2 separate regions of the Homo sapiens genome follow, and region 2 is linked to region 1. The links are chromatin contacts, found by Hi-C or POLR2A ChIA-PET in ENCODE. All regions are on one chromosome and are shown on one strand. The core of a region is the stretch at or near the end of the contact, and the rest is flanking DNA. Distances in the headings are between cores, read along the strand shown.

Region 1 (7,615 bases), core at 4,480-6,979:
GGCTAACAGGGTGAAACCTGTCTCTACTAAAAATACAAAAAATTAGCTGGGCGTGGTGGCGGGACCTGTAGTCCCAGCTACTCGGGAGGCTGAGGCAGGAGAATGGCGTGAACCCGGGAGGCGCGGGTTGCAGTGAGCGGAGATCGCGCCACTGCACTCCAGCCTGGGCGACAGCGCGAGACTCTGTCTCAAAAAACAAAAAACAAAAACCAAAAGTCAGTCTTTCTACTTTTCCTACTTTTTCTTACTGCAATTGTAAACACTATCATTATGGTATTAAAATAAGCTTGGATCAGCATTACAGGATGCCAAGTCATATGCTGAATGAATCCAATCATATTCACTAAAAGAAGAGCTACCATTAATGAGCACTTGTTACCTTCCAGGTACTGCTGTATTAGTTATGTGTTGTCGTGTAACAAATTATCCCCAAATTTTGCAGCTGGAAAGAAGAAGCATTTATTACCTCACAGTTTCTATGACTAAAGAATCCGGGAGTGGCTTAGCTGGGTGATCTGGATCACGGTCTCTCAGGACGCTGCAATCAAGATGTTGGCTGAGGCCATGCTCATCTCAAGGCTCAGTTTGGGGAGGATCCACTTCTAATCAAAATCACAAGGAAACCTGATGGCATGGTACCTAGTTTCCCCAAGAGCAAGCAATCCAAGAGGATGAGACAAAGAATTTAAGACTGAAGCCACAGTCTTTTATCATTTCATCCTGTTAGAGTTATCCTATCAGTTTTGAAGTACTCAGTGTATTAGAAACCAGTCAGTAAGTTCACCCCACACTCAATATGAGGGGATTACACAAGGATATAAATGGCAGGAGGCAGGAATTGTTGTAAACCATACTGAGAGGCTGCCTATCACATGTGCTGATTATTGATTCCTGAACTGATGTGTTTAATATTTATAGCCTATTGTAAATTAATAAATGATCTTCTTTGTGAATATCATTCTACTTACTTTACAGATGAGGAAAAGTTAAGTAACTTACCCAAGAACAGAGAGAAAGAAAGTGAGAGAAGCACAGACTGATTTATGCCAGGCATTCATCAATTATTATTATTATTATTTTTAACTTTTTTTTTTTTTTGAGACAGGGTCTAGGTGTCACCCAGACTGGAGTGCAGTGGCACGATCTTGGCTCATTGCAACCTCCGCCTTCCAGGCTCAAGTGATCCTCACACCTCAGCCTTCCGAGTAGCTGGGACTACCGGCATGCACTACCACACCCAGCTAATTTTTTGTATTTTTGGTAGAAATGGGGATTCGCCATGTTGCTCAGGCTGGTCCTGAACTCCTGAGCTCAAGCGATTTGCCCACCTTGGCTTCCCAAAGTGCTGGGATTACAAGCTTGAGACACCACACCTGGCCCATCAATTAGTTTCTGAGAGACTATAATATATATGAGTTACTCTGCTAGATCCTAGGCATCCAGAATAAAAACATATAAATACACATCTGTGATATATATTACTCCTGCCCTCACAGGGCAATGATTAGAAGTTTTTGAAGCGGGGCTGGGCATGGTGGCTCATGCCTGTAATCCCAGCACTTTGGGAGGCTGAGGCGGGCAGATCACGAGGTCAGGAGTTCAAGACCAGCCTGAACAACATGGTGAAACTCCGTCTCTACTAAAAATTACAAAAATTAGCCGGGTGTTGTGGCGCGTGCCTGTAATCCCAGCTATTCAGGAGGCTGAGGAAGGAGAATCGCTTGAACTTGGAAGGCAGAGGTTGCAGTGAACGAAGATCACACCATTGCACTCTGGCCTGGGCGACAGAGCAAGACTCCATCTCAAAAAAAAAAAAAAAAAAAATCATGTTTTTTTTTTTTTTTGAGACAGAGTCCTGCTCTGTCGCCCAGGCCGGAGTACAGTGGTGCAATCTCGGCTCACTGCAACCTCTGCCTACCGGGTTCAAGCGATTCTCCTGCCTCAGCTTCCTGAGTAGCTGGGATTACAAGCGCACACCACCACGCCCGGCTAATTTTTGTATTTTTAGTAGAGATGGTGTTTCGTCATGTTGTCCAGGATGGTCTCAAACTCCTGACCTCAGGTGATCTGCCCGCCTCGGCCTCCCGAAGTGCTGGGATCACAGGTGTGAGCCACCGCGCCCGGCCCCAAAAATATCTTAAGGAAATTTTCAACATTTTCATTCCACTCCTTTGTGTCACAGTTCCACGGAAATCTGCAGTGACCACGCCCAGTCAGAAGGCAGCAAGAAGGAGCTTTCTGCTAGAATGTCTGTGTTCCCCTCTTCGATGGGCTGATTTTTTCCTATGCATTCTTCTATCTACATAGGCCCAACTAAAACTGTGACACTATAATCATTATAACAATTATGTTGATATCGGGCTCTCCGACTCTCCTACTTTTTATACAGTCAAATATTATTATTATTTTTTTGAAACAGGGTCTTGCTCTGTCCATCAGGCTGGAGTGCAGCGGTGAGATCTCGGCTCACTGCAATCTCTGCCTTCTGGGTTCAAGAGATTCTCCTGTCTCAGCCTCCCTAGTAGCTGAGATTACAGGCACCCACCACCATATCTGGCTAATTTTTGTATTTTTAAATAGAGACGGGGTTTTATCACATTGGTCAGGCTGGTCTCAAATTCCCGACCTCCGGTGATCCACCCACTTCAGCCTCCCAAAGTGCTGGGATTACAGGCATGAACCATGGTGCCCAGCCTTTATATTAAAATTTAAAATGAGGCCGGGTGTGGTGGCTCACACCTAGAATCCTAGCACTTTGGGTGGCCGGGAAGCAGGCGGATTGCTTGAACTCAGGAGTTTGAGACCAGCCTGGGCAACGTGGCAAAACACTGTTATCTACCCAAAAAAAAACAAAAACAAAAACAAAAAAAACAAAAAATTAGCCGGGTGTGGTTGGTTGCGCACGCCTGTAGTCCCAGCTACTTAGAAGGCTGAAGCAGGAGAAGCGCTTGAGCCTGGGAGGTGGAGGTTGCAGTGAGCCAAGACGATGCCATTGCACTCCAGCCTGTGCAATAGAGCAAGCCTCTGTCTCAAAAAATATATATATATATAAATATATATATATAAAATTTCAAATGAACTTATTTCAGTTCTGGGCCCCTAAGCATGCAGTTGGGAAGGTTGCTGAATCAAGAACTTCCAGATCTGAGAACAGTTAACTCACATGAAAAATTAGTCCCAAAACATTCAAGTTCATTCTATGAAATTTTTGGTGGAAAATGGCAGTGAAAAATCTATGGTAAATCTATAGGACGATTAAGATAGTGAGAAAAATTAAAGAAAATCCTAAGCCTTCCATTGCAAAGTGAGAAAAATCAAGTCAAGTGGAAGAGAGATACTGGCCTCATCCATTTTTCATTTCTGTGGGTGCCATAAAAAAAGAGAGAGAGAGAGAAAAAAAAAAACTCTGAATCCCTGAGAGCTAATTAAATGAATGTACCCATTAAGAAATCTTGTCTTGGTTGGGCACGGTGCCTCATATCTGTAATCCCAGAGTTTTGGGAGGCTGAGGTAATAGGATTGCTTGAGTTCAGGTGTTCAAGACTAGCCTGGGCAATATAGTGAGACTTTATATCTTCCCCTAACCCCCCCAAAAAATTAGTGGGGTGTGGGTGGGTGGTTGGCACAGGCCTACCATCTCAGCTATTCGGGAGGCTGAGGTGGCAGGAAGTTAAGGCTGCAGTGAACCCTGTTTGTGCCACTGCACTCCAGCCTGGGTGACAGAGGGGGGGATCCTGTGTCCAAAAAAAAGGAGGGGGCGAAGAAATCTTGTCTTTCCTTTTCTAGTTGGGATGAGGAAAAATTAAAAAATATATATGTAAATAAAGAAAGAAATCTCGTTTATATTGCTTTAAAACTGCTAATTAATTTAGACTTTGGGAAAGAAGGAAAAGAAGCCCACAAGCTAAATTTTGTTTCACTGTTTCTTTTCTTTTTTTTCTTTTTTTTTTTTTTTCTGAGGCAGAGTTTTGCTCTTGTTGCCCAGGCTGGAGTGCAATGGCGCAATCTCGGCTCTCTGCAACCTCCGCCTCCCAGGTTCAAGCCATTCTCCTGCCTTAGCCTCCCGAGTAGCTGGGATTACAGGCATGCACCACCACGCCCGGCTAATTTTGTATTTTTAGTAGAGACAGTGTTTCTCCATGTTGGTCAGGCTGGTCTGGAACTCTCGACCTCAGGTGATCCGCCCGCCTCAGCCTCCCAAAGTGCTGGGATTACAGACGTGAACCACCGCGTCCGGCCCACAAGCTAAATTTTGAAGTATTAGATCCTTTCTTAAACTTTTGCTCTTCGGATTGTCAATGTCAAAGATAGTTTCCAGGGGGACCAAATTGGCCCCAAACTGTTATTAAATAAGCCTTAACTTTTATTGCTGCGCATTTCTTCTGAAATCAATTCTGACTGCTTACGTGGTTAGAAAAATAGTTTCTGCTATTGAATATAAAACTCAAATTATCCATGGCTATGCAATAAACTTCAGAAATAAATGGACAGCAGTGCATTTATGACCCAGGTATAATCTCACATTTTTATGCAAAAATACAGATTAAATAAGGAGAGTGTAATTTTCAGGAAAATGATTATTTATGTGGATACTCACCAGATATGCAGAAATCTTACCAGTTCTGATTTTGACCTGCCATGGAATCTGAAGTCATTCGCCTTTTTTTCCCCCCAGAGGTAAAAAAGTTATCTCTACTTCAAACCATTTCCTTCTTCCTAAATAACTAGTAATTGCTTTTTCATTTACTATGATAACTCAAAAACGTTGTTCAAAAATATCCTGCAAAATTTGCATTATAGAGAAACGACTCTGCAGGCGTCTGTGTCGATAATGAGGCTACACTTAGGAGGCGTGAGGGTACTGACTATGCAAATGAGCGATTTCTCCATTAGGAATTCCCATCCCCAAATCTGGGCCGAAGGAGAGACACCGAGCGCGGCCAGGGACTCACATGGTGCACTGGAGCCAAGGGGTTTCGGGAAGGGCCAGCGCGCGGGTCTCTCTAGAGCCCTCTACTCATGCGTGGGAATTCCAGATTCCTTCCCTGGGAAGGAATCTTCACGTATCTCCCGGCACTGTCCTCAGTGACCTTCAGCCACTCGGCATCACTTTCCCTGTCTTTGAAAACTCCGAGAGAAGCAGCCGCCACCTGCCTCAGGCCAAGGCAATAAACCCACATCACACCGCCAGTCTGAGCCCTGCAGGAAGGGGTGCACAGCGGCCTCCAGAGCGCTTTCTCCCCAGCTCTGTTTCTGCAGGCTCGGCCGCGCGAACGCTGAGGAGGGGATCGGAGGCCCGCAAGGCTCAGACCCCGCGCCCCGCGGGGGTCGCACAGGGGTCGGGCGGGGGAGGGGAGCGGTGGCTGCAGGGCCTCGGCCCTCCCCGGGGGAGGGGCCTGAGCACCGCACCGCCCCCCTCCTCCCTGCGTCTTCTCCCTCCCACCCCCCGCCCTTTTCCACCCGCCCCCGCAGGAGGAAAGGGAGAGGGAGGGGGAAAAGAAAGTGCTGTTTTGTGGAAAGGGGCGGAAGGCGGGGGAGAAAAAGGGAACAGAAACATGGCGGTCAGGTCTTGGGACGGCTGCGCCGCGGGCAGCTCCTAGGCGACGCGCCGCCCGCACTGTCCGACGGCTCACAGCGCGGAGGCACCCGCGCGGGCCAGCGCTCCGGCCATCGCCCCTGGCTGTAGGCGGCGCCCCTCGGAGACCCTGCCCGCGAGGCGGCGCAGGCGCAGACCGGACTGAGGCGGCGGCGGCCGCTGGAGCTAGTCCCCCGCCCTGCCCTGCCGAGCGCGCCCAGTCCGCGAATCCGGTGCTTTCTTGCCCCAGGAAGAAGCCGTGTCGGGGCTGCGCTGACAGAGGAGCAGGCAGCAGGTGAGGCTGCGGCGCGGGGCCTTTGGCGGAGGAAGCCTGCGCCGTGCCCTCGCGGGGCCTGCGCTGCAAGGCTGGGAGGGCGCGGGACAGGTAGAGCCCGGAGGGCTGAGTTCCGAGTGGCTGGCCCGCGGGGGGTCGCCGAGGAGGCGGAGAGTGGCCGCGGCTGGCGTTCGTGGCCTAGTTTCTCCGCGGTTTCCGGGGGCGGGGAGTCCCCGGATCCTGCGGGATGCAGTCGGGGAAAGGCTGCCCCTGAAGAGCCTCCCCGCGTCGCCCGCCGGGCCCATGAGAATCGTTTGCGTACAAGCGCGAGGGGTCTGGGCCCGGGGGACCGCCGGGGCGACGGCCGCTTTGGTGGGGGCCGGGGTGCGGAGGGAGCAGGATCGGGGCTTCCCAGAGGGGGTCGAGGCTGAGAGAGCGGAGAGCTAGAGCCAGGGGTGGCGGGCAGTCTCGAGAGGAGTCGGGGGACTGAGAAGTGTCGGGGACAACGGGGAGGAGGGGGACCTGGGCAGGTGTCTCTGGTGAATTGAAGACATTTCCTTCTCTGTCTTACGGTGGCCGATCCTCAGGGCTTCTTTGTCGGGGATGACTTTCTAGGAGGGCAGTATCCTTTTAACTCTGGAGTGACTAAACACAAAACCAAGGAATGAAGTCCTAAGGCTGACTCCTGTAAAGAGCTGTAACTTTTTCTGTTTTAAGAATGCTGTCACGTCTTTTTTTTTTTCCTCCCCTTTTCTGCTTGATAGACCTTTTCCCTCTCGAAGACCGTCTTTTATCTGCACTAATAAGGAATTACCCAGTTTTTAAATAGTACCGCCTCCTTCTCCCCTTATGTATGTTTGTCACACGGGAAAATTTAGGGTAGTTACCGCGGGTACTTGTGCAAATTTGAGGGAAAGTGTCATTTCCAGTAGTGAACCCTCAGCTGTCTCTTTGTGCCTCCGAGATACTGTCAAGCGTTGTAGCCTGAGAAATTGACCCACTGAGCCTGCTTAATTGTGTGCAAACCCGTGTTGAGGCGTTCTTCCTAGGCCCTAATTTACGTAGGAATAGGTTTTCCCTTCCGGTCTGTGTATAATGAGAGGGGAGAACGTTAGTGCTAAGGCGCTAAGTTCTGGATAAATACTTGATTTGATGTGATAGTGTGTATTACTCTATCAGAAATGCAGAGCGTTGTATGATTTTTCTGTGTACACGCGATAAGAGCAATATTAGTTGCAAAAGGAAGTTTTCATCTTTGAACATTAAAGGTATCCTTTATTCTTGATCACTATAGCATGCAAAAAAGAAACTATATTTTCTGTCCTGTTCTTTGTATTACTGTTAAAGAGTTGGTAAACTGCCGTCTTGCTGTGAGACTGGGAAGTCGGCAATGAAGTTAGATTTGTATTCATGAACATGATCTGCCTGTCATATAGGCTTGCTTTGACTTGTTTTTTTTTTCAGTAGTGGCAAAGGGTTTTCTGCCACTCAATCCACACTTTCCTCCGCATTGGTATCTCCGTTGACCATTTTGCAAAATAGTTTATTGAGATTAGGGGTCTGATCTTTTGTATAACCTGTTGTAGTGAACTGATCATATGCGACTTGACTTTGGCCAATAGTACCTCGTGCAGTGTACAGTACTACTATTTAGACTTACTGATTTGGGTAATAGAAAAGCTATGATGTTAGAAATGTTGTCGTTGTATATTGGAGAAATTTTGAAGTTGCATATTGGAGTAATTTAGTCCTGTATGCTTTGTAAA
Region 2 (2,500 bases), core at 1-2,500, 100 kb before region 1:
TAGGCTGAGGACATGAGGTCATACGTGGAGCTCACCAAGGGCAGGTTGACCACCCGAGTCACCACACTCTGCAATCAAAGTAGGGAGGGTATGCTTATTAATCTCTCAAAACACAAAAGGAGAGAAAGTAGACAAAGGCTACTCAAAATTCATACCGGTTGTGGATCAACTGCAACGGATGCCATTTTTCTTCCTGGAGAAAGAAATCTGCAGAAAAGAGACTTATTTCAGAACACCGGGATAAGACTCTCCCAAATTCATTCCCCAACCCAAGCAAATGCTGATTACAAGTAGAGAAAAATGCAGGGTGAGCTCCCTGTAGTCTTCTGCACTTCTTTCCTCTCTCCAGCTCTCCAGGTCCCCCTCCTGAAAGACCCACACCCACACAACCCCACTCCCTCTTTTGAGGCAAAGTTTCAGAGCTTATGTGTAAACTTGCAATACTCAGGAGGGAGAAGTAAAGTTGTTGACATACTTCTCTTGTTTCTCCGAGTATCTGTTAACAAAAATGCTAGCCAAGCCGGACGCGGTGGCTCACGCCTGTAATCCCAGCACTTTGGGAGGCCGAGGGGGGTGGACTGCTTGATGTCAGGAGTTCAAGACCAGCCTGACCAACGTGGTGAAACCCCGTCTCTTCTAAAAATACAAAAATTAGCCGGGCGTGGTGGCGGGCGCCTGTTATCCCAGCTGCTCTGGAGGCTGAGGCAGGAGAATCGCTTGAACCCGGGAGGCGGAGGTTGCAGTGAGCCTAGATGGCGTCACTGCACTCCAGCCTGGGCGACAGAGCGAGACTCCGTCAAAAAAAAAATGCGGTTTTCTAACGCGTTTCCCTTTCGATAATGTCCCTTCGACAAATATTGTTTTCCCACAACCACCCAAGCAGGCCAAGGGACATTCGATAGCAATCGCCCTAAATCTGTTGGCAGGAAAGAAGCCTCAACGCACAAAGGCAAGGGTCGAAAGCGCGGGTTCAGCAGACCGCCCCTACCCAGCCAGGACCTGGAAGCCGCGAGGCGAGCGGGGGGTCTCGGACCATCACCCCCGCGTCCCGTCCACCTTTGAGCCCCGCGGGGAGCAGAGCAGCGGTCCCAAGGCCCCGGGGAGCCCCCCACCCCAACTGGGCGCCGCTGGGGGCCCGGGACCGGTTCGCTGGGGCACCCACTGGGCGCGCACTCACCGACGGACTGCAGCGAAAGGCGAAGAGCAGGCGCGTCCCGAAGACGACTCCGGCTGCCACGACCCGGTCAAAGCGTGGGGCCCGCGGGCGCCCGGGCTATAAACCCCGCCTCGCCGCCCCTCCCCAAGCCTCCGCAGCACGTGACCCGCGGCAGCACGCCCTGTCCCAAGCCCGAGTGTCACCCTCGGGCACGTCCCGGCGCCCTCCCCCAACGCCGGCCCTCCTAGAGTGGTGGGGGCCCGGTCGGGTTGAGAGGGTGTGCTGCCTGGGCGAGGGGCCCCGCCACGGGGAGAGGAGCCTGTCGGGAGCCGGGCGGGGGCCCGGCCTGGGGAGGCTGGGAGTTGGAGGTAGCCCTGCCTGGAGTCGGGGCGCTGCCTGGAGTCGGGGCGCTGCCTGTGGTCGGGGTCCTGCCTGTGGTCGGGGTCCTGAGAGGCCCGGGGCAAATGGGGATGGCGCCCAGGCCGGCTTTGGGGTTTTGAAAAATGCAAACAAATTCACACCAACTTGTTGAACGGCGTTAGTCCTCAGAATAGAACTCTAAAAATGGAAGCGGTGGCTCACGCCTGTAATCACAACACTTTGGGATGCTGAGGCGAGAGGATCTGTCGAGCCTAGGAGTTCGAGACCAGCCTGGCGAAGATTTTTATTTTATTTTAAAAAATAGCCCAGCGTGGTGTCGTGCGCCTGTGGCCCCAGCTACCTGCGAGGCTAAGATGGGAGGATCGCTTGAGCCTGGGAGGTCGAGGCTGCAGTGAGCCGAGATCGCGTGGCGCTGCACAATGGCTTCTACGCTGTTATTTTTAGCGAAGTAATAACTTTTAAAAGTTTTGTGGCGGCTGGGCGCGGTGGCTCACGCCTGTAATCCTAGCACTTTGGGAGGCCGAGGCGAGCGAATCACCAGCCTGGCCAACATGGCGAAACCCCGTCTCTCTCAAAATACAAAGAAAGCAGCCCAGCGTGGTGGCGCGCGCCTGTAGTCCCAGCTAGTCCCGGCTGTTTAGCGGGGTTGGGGGCAGGCGGGTGGGTGGCTGAGGTGAAAGAATCTTTTGAGCCCAGGTGGTCGAGGCTGCAATGAGTCGAGATCGCGCCACTGTACCACTGCACCCCAGCCTGAGTGACTGAGACCCTGTCTAAAAAAAAAAAAAGAAAAGAAAAAAGAAAAAGAAAACAAAAAACTTAACTCCAGATCACTCCAGAATGACAGCTGCCTAGGGTTATGTGACATAGGCAACTTTATACGTGCAGGGTTATGCATTGTTTTTCAAAGACAACTTAAAACGTCATCTGAGTCCCAGTTGTGTTTTTTTGTTGTTGTTGTTTTGT

The links. A loop is a pair of places that touch in the nucleus more often than their neighbours do. ChIA-PET counts read pairs that join two places held with the same protein, here RNA polymerase II (POLR2A). Pooled maps may share reads with other maps.
Region 2: a loop to region 1 is called in a map of heart left ventricle, with 10 times the contacts of the local background. The contact joins the promoter of PLIN2 here to the promoter of DENND4C in region 1. A Hi-C loop is called at or near these places in 25 of 168 maps with a recorded cell type or tissue (B cell, CD4-positive, alpha-beta T cell, CD4-positive, alpha-beta memory T cell and 17 more), 34 of 37 single-sample maps with no recorded cell type and 37 of 50 pooled maps. POLR2A ChIA-PET finds 5 or more read pairs at or near these places in 26 of 52 experiments (CD4-positive, alpha-beta T cell, CD4-positive, alpha-beta memory T cell, GM10248 and 19 more).

What each region holds. Positions count from the first base shown.
Region 1 is chr9:19,224,964-19,232,578 of GRCh38, forward strand. It overlaps DENND4C (DENN domain containing 4C), which reads left to right and starts at 5,730. Exons shown (of 33, transcript NM_001330640.2): 1 at 5,730-5,870. RefSeq lists enhancers at 4,888-5,137, 5,522-6,028, 6,029-6,534 and silencers at 5,168-5,467, 5,548-5,917, 6,138-6,277.
Region 2 is chr9:19,126,242-19,128,741 of GRCh38, forward strand. It overlaps PLIN2 (perilipin 2), which reads right to left and starts at 1,251. Exons shown (of 8, transcript NM_001122.4): 1 at 1,178-1,251; 2 at 156-207; 3 at 1-68. The coding sequence starts at 185. RefSeq lists enhancers at 497-1,007, 1,008-1,517 and a silencer at 1,030-1,589.